Linked DNA regions of Homo sapiens: region 1 is linked to region 2. A link is a contact called in ENCODE Hi-C or POLR2A ChIA-PET data. All regions are on one chromosome and are shown on one strand. The core of a region is the stretch at or near the end of the contact, and the rest is flanking DNA. Distances in the headings are between cores, read along the strand shown.

What was found. A loop is a pair of places that touch in the nucleus more often than their neighbours do. ChIA-PET counts read pairs that join two places held with the same protein, here RNA polymerase II (POLR2A). Pooled maps may share reads with other maps.
Region 1: a loop to region 2 is called in a pooled map, with 2.6 times the contacts of the local background. The contact joins two enhancer-like sites. A Hi-C loop is called at or near these places in 2 of 168 maps with a recorded cell type or tissue (ascending aorta and motor neuron), 1 of 37 single-sample maps with no recorded cell type and 5 of 50 pooled maps. POLR2A ChIA-PET finds 5 or more read pairs at or near these places in 5 of 52 experiments (Panc1, activated CD4-positive, alpha-beta T cell, activated CD4-positive, alpha-beta memory T cell and 1 more).

What each region holds. Positions count from the first base shown.
Region 1 is chr17:9,430,532-9,433,231 of GRCh38, reverse strand. All of the region lies in intron 6 of STX8 (syntaxin 8), which reads left to right. Among named protein-coding and RNA genes, the nearest start is that of STX8, 140 kb to the left of the region's middle. Within about 2 kb of position 1,436, at least 3 of the 41 ENCODE cell types and tissues checked have a DNase peak (open chromatin) inside an H3K27ac peak, as active enhancers do.
Region 2 is chr17:9,469,002-9,471,701 of GRCh38, reverse strand. All of the region lies in intron 6 of STX8 (syntaxin 8), which reads left to right. Among named protein-coding and RNA genes, the nearest start is that of STX8, 110 kb to the left of the region's middle. Within about 2 kb of position 1,346, at least 3 of the 41 ENCODE cell types and tissues checked have a DNase peak (open chromatin) inside an H3K27ac peak, as active enhancers do.

The DNA.
Region 1 (2,700 bases), core at 187-2,686, 39 kb after region 2:
CACTGGCCTGGGGTCCAGGCGTATGCCTTGTCTTCCACATCAAAACGCTAGTGTCAAAGAATAAATCTTAGGAGTGCATTATGACGATGGTGATTTTGAGATTATAAAGCATTTGGGAGCTCACAAAGGAAGCCTGTGGTTTTGTAGAGGACTAGAACTATTTTCACAACTGGTTTCCCTGACTGCATCCATATCTGTGTGGCCTTAATATTGTTTGACTCACAAAGGAAACTTGTTGATCCAGAGTGAACCAGTTCAACTTTCTTCTCCTCAATCTCAAGAGTATTCCATGGAGGAAAATGTTCTAAACTGCACCTGAGCTATAAACAATTTACTCTGAAGGTAACAGTGTTAGTATTCCAGTACGTAAACCTTTAGCTAATAACAATCAAAGTAGCCTAATTTGGAAAGTACACAGAAGGTTAGAGGGAAAGCTTGTAAATGTTTTCAAAGACTCTGTATTTAATTCTATCACCAGCTAGCAAAATAAATAGGCCAGCTGCTAGCTCTGAAACAGACACGTGGTGGAAATGAAATGTTAATAGTTGAAATGCCTTGCTCATTCGAAACCAAAAGGAACATGAAGTACACTTTCTAGTTTATGAGAGACAAGGTGAAAGTTCCCAAAACACATTTGTGGTGACTGCATTTAAAATTGCTTCCTCATCTTTTATTTTAGTGGCTAATACTTTAGTGTGGCCTATGTGTGACTAGAGGGCATTTTTTTTTTCTTCCGATTTAGATGGAAGGTTTGGAAATAAATGGAGAGTGGAAATCGGGAGATGTTAAATTCTACTTTTCCATGTGTCTAAGTTGTTTGCTCTAGTTTGTAAGCTGCAGGCCAGACTTTTCTGAGGAATGGGAGGTTACTTTCAATAATGTGCTAAGATTGACCTGAGATATTTAGCCAGCACATCTGCTTGCAAGCTCTGGCCGTATGTGAGGAGCTTATACTGGAATTAATTAACTCTGTTTGGTATTCTGAAATGTTTGCTCCACATCTTGTTTTACCATCACAAAACTTACAAAATCAATTGGAACTTTTTTATTTTTACTTAAGAACTTAAAAAAAAAAGCCAGGTGAAAAAGAGAATCTGAAAAGCAGTTGTTTTCCTGCTTGAAGCAAACTTTCAAGAACGAGCATTAGAATCAGAATTTATTTTTTCAAATACTTCTTTTTAACTTAAAATGATGGTGAAGTGTAACTCTTTCATCCATTACATTAATGCCATTTTTGAAATGTTTGATTTTATTAGAAAACAAGGAGATTGAAGTGAGAGGGGTATCCTGTATGCTGAGATAGTCACAGCATTACAAAATGTTTTATGAACCAAAATGTTGTCCTAGGAACACTCTGACTTCAGAAAGGAAAAGGAAGGGAGGTTTCTGGGAAAGCTCTGCAAGCATAGCCTTGACCTGTATTTGGAGACAGTACAGCACTCGTGGTCTTAACACCATGATGTTAATGTCAGAACGTTTGGCACTATGTTGTTGCTAACCTGCTGTTCTTAAACAAGTGAGCCTTACCTTGTTACTTTTCTCAGTTAGTAAAATTGGGAAGAGGACTACCTTCTAGAATTCAGCCACAGCACCAGTGTCATGACTGTGTTCTCTCTTCCTTTAAACCTGCTGCCCTTGGCCAGCCGCGGTGGCTCACGCCTGTAATCCCAGCACTTTCAGAGGCCGAGGCAGGTGGATCACAAGGTCAAGAGATCGAGACCATCCTGGCCAACATGGTGAAACCCCATCTCTACTAAAAAACAAAAAAACAAAAAAAACAAAACAACAACAACAACAACAACAAAAACCCTGCTACCCAATGAGATGCTCAGCAACTCATAATTTATTAAAAAATGAGCCAAAGGCCAGGCGCAGTGGCTCACACCTGTAATCCCAGCACTTTGGGAGGCCGAGGCAGGTGGATCACGAGGTCAGGAGATCGAGACCATCCTGGCCAACATGGTGATACCCCATCTCTACTAAAAAAAAAAACAGAAAAATAAAACAACAACAACAAAAATGCTACTACCCAATGAGATGCTCAGCAACTCATGGTTTATTAAAAAACAAGCCAAAGGCTGGGCGCAGTGGCTTACACCTGTAATCCCAGCACTTTGGGAGACCAAGGCAGGTGGATCACGAGGTCAGGAGATGGAGACCATCCTGGCCAACATGGTGAAACCCCATCTCTACTAAAAAAAAACCAAAACAACAACAACAAAAAAACCCCTGCTACCCAATGAGATGCTCAGCAACTCATGATTTATTAAAAAACAAGCCAAAGGCCGGGGGCAGTGGCTCACGCCTGTAATCCCAGCACTTTGGGAGGCCGAGGCGGGTGGATCACGAGGTCAGGAGATTGAGACCATCCTGGCTAACATGGTGAAATCCCGTCTCTACTAAAAATACAAAAAATTAGCCAGGCATGGTGGCGGTCGCCTGTAGTCCCAGCTACTTGGGAGGTTGAGGCAGGAGAATCACTTGAGCCTGGGAGGCAGAGGTTGCAGTGAGCCAAGATCACGCCACTGCACTCCATCCTGGGCAACAGAGCGAGACTCTGTCTCAAAAAAAAAAAAAAAAAAGCCAAAACCACTGAGCCCAACTGTCCGTCAACAGATGAATGTGTAAACAAGTTGTAGTATGTACTTAAAATGGTCTATTATTCAGCCATAAAAAGAATGAAGTTTTGATATATGCGAT
Region 2 (2,700 bases), core at 97-2,596:
GCTCATTAGAGACTCAGTGCCCGGGGTTTTTTGAGGGTCTTGGTCACATAGGCACCCTGTCTGGCATGTACCCACATCCCAGACTCCCAGAAGGAAACCAGGTGTTAATGAAACAGAGCATTGATACAGCTTAGGCACAGATTGCCACTCTTACCAGTTAATGGCGGGTCCTTCCCAAAATCCAAGCTCCAGGATGCCAGCCAGGGAAGGGCCAACCTTGGCAGCAGTGCCTTGTTAAGAAAAGCAGTTAGGGCCGGGCGCGGTGGCTCATGCCTGTAATCCCAGCACTTTGGGAGGCCGAGGTAGGTGGATCATGAGGTCAGGAGTTCGAGACCAGCCTGGCCAAGATAGTGAAACCCTGTCTCTAATAAAAAATATAAAAATTAGCTGGGTGTGATGGCGGGCGCCTGTAATCCCAGCTACTCGGGAAGCTGAGGCAGGAGAATTGCTTGAACCCGGGAGGCGGAGGTTGCAGTGAGCCAAGATCATGCCACTGCATTCCAGCCTAGGCGACAGAGTGAGACTGTCTCAAAAAAAAAAAAAAAAAAAAGCAGGGTGCGGTGGCTCACGCCCCGGGAGGCGGAGGTTGCAGTGAGCCAAGATCACGCCACTGCATTCCAGCCTAGGTGACAGAGTAAGACTCTGTCAAAAAAAAAAAAAAAAAAAAAAAGCAGGATGCAGTGGCTCACGCCTGTAATCCCAGCACTTTGGGAGGCCGAGGCAGGTGGATCACGAGGTCAGGAGATTGAGACCATCCTGGCTAACACAGTGAAACCCCATCTCTACTAAAAAAAAAAAATACAAAAAATTAGCCAGGCATGGTGGCGGGCACCTGTAGTCCCAGCTACTCAGGAGGCTGAGGCAGGAGAATGGTGTGAACCTGGGAGGCGGAGCTTGCAGTGAGCCGAGATTGTGCCACTGCACTCCAGCCTGGGAGACAGAGTGAGACTCTGTCTCAAAAAAAGAAAAAAGAAAAAAGCAGTTAGGCCTGCTGTGTTAGCTTTTTCTGCATAGAGGCCTACACCAAATATGACTTATTTATCATGTTACTTTTCCTGTTTGGAGAATCAATGAAAGAATGAGAATGCTTAATTCCTGAGAAAAGTAGATGCATGCTCTTTAGAAGGAAAAAGATACAGAAAGAAGGTGAAAGCCGCTTAAGACAAATTGTAGCTCTTCACAGTTTCATTCATTATTGAAGATCTTTAGCTGAGCTTGGCTTATCCTCAGAGTTCTCTGAGAATGTGCTTCTCAAAGTGGAAATTGTTTAGCATATGGGGTGGTGAAAAGGACTGAAGAACTTTGGTAATAAAAACCAAAGCAGCAGGAAGGAAGTGGTCTGATTAGAACCAAGTGCTTGAGCAGGGAAAGACAGCGTAAGAAAGAGACTGAAGCTGCTGAGTAGTTGTTTCAAGTAATTTCAAATCCTTAAAGGAGCTTGAACTGGAAGGTAATGTGGTCTCAACGGTTTATTCTGGGAAGAGACACGACATTCTCTTTCCATCTAGACAGTCCTGCCAGGAGGGTGAAATCTTTGAGAAAGCATTTTGAATGCAGTGATAAGGACTCTTTATTATTTTTGTTGTTGTTTTTATTTTAACCATTTCAAACAGTAGTTGGGGAACTGAATTGACATCAAAGGTAGAACAGTTCTGTCAACCAATTTGGTTAGTTTGAAATCCACAAGCACAATTAAAAAAAATTTATTATGTCCTGAGGAATTAACAGCTAGTGGTTTAGAGTATGTTTCAGTGATAAGCGTTTTGTATCTATGAACAGGTGAATTTAGGAGACCCTCCAAGGTGTTTCTGTACTCCCTTGGGTCATTTGAACAGGATAATTTGAGGTCCTGTGTCCAAGAGTGACCCTCCTCTCTGCTTCTGGATTCACTCCTAGCTCGTGTAGGATTCATGTTGCTAAACTCATTCCAAACTTGGCCATCTCTAGGGGTGACGATAAGGTGAAGACTCATTTTACCATTTTCTTTTGTCAGCCAATCAAAGAGCCCAAGAGTAGCCATTTTTTGTTTTGCTTTGTTTTATAAACAGGATTTTCTCTGGTACTTTTTTCTTGCCAGAAATGGACAGAGAGCTTTAGGAAGAAGAACTGGTTGTGTTTATGGGAGATATATTTAGGATGGGCTCACGGAGAGTTTGTCCTTGAAGCAACGACTTGGGATGTACATTAATAAGGTGATCCTATTTCTTCTTAATCTTTTATCACTTATGAACATGTAACTGACTAATACCACTGTAATCAGGCCTCAGTTTTCTATGGAAAGGAAGAGAAAGAGACATGGAACATCTTTAGGGGTAGATGTGTGTGTGTGTGTGTGTGTATGAGAGAGAGAGATGAAACAGACTGATGAGAGACAGACATGAACTTAGACTTAGATTTGAATGGGAATATATCTAATGAGCTGGCTTTAAAGTGGGTCAGGACAGCACTCACCTTGCTCAAAGGAGATTGGAGGCTGACCACGTAGCTCAGTGTGCCTCCCTGAGAGTTCTTCTGTGCTCCTTTATCTGATTGGAACCACGCAAATGACCACCTTGGCTGAGCTGCCCAGCCTTCTCCTAGGTTGAGCTTTAACCATCTGTTGGAGGAGGAAAATTCCCAAGATAACAATGAAAGCAATTTTTCTAACCATCTGGCTTAACCTGTACCACTTCCCTTGAAAATTGAATTTCTTTTTCTTCT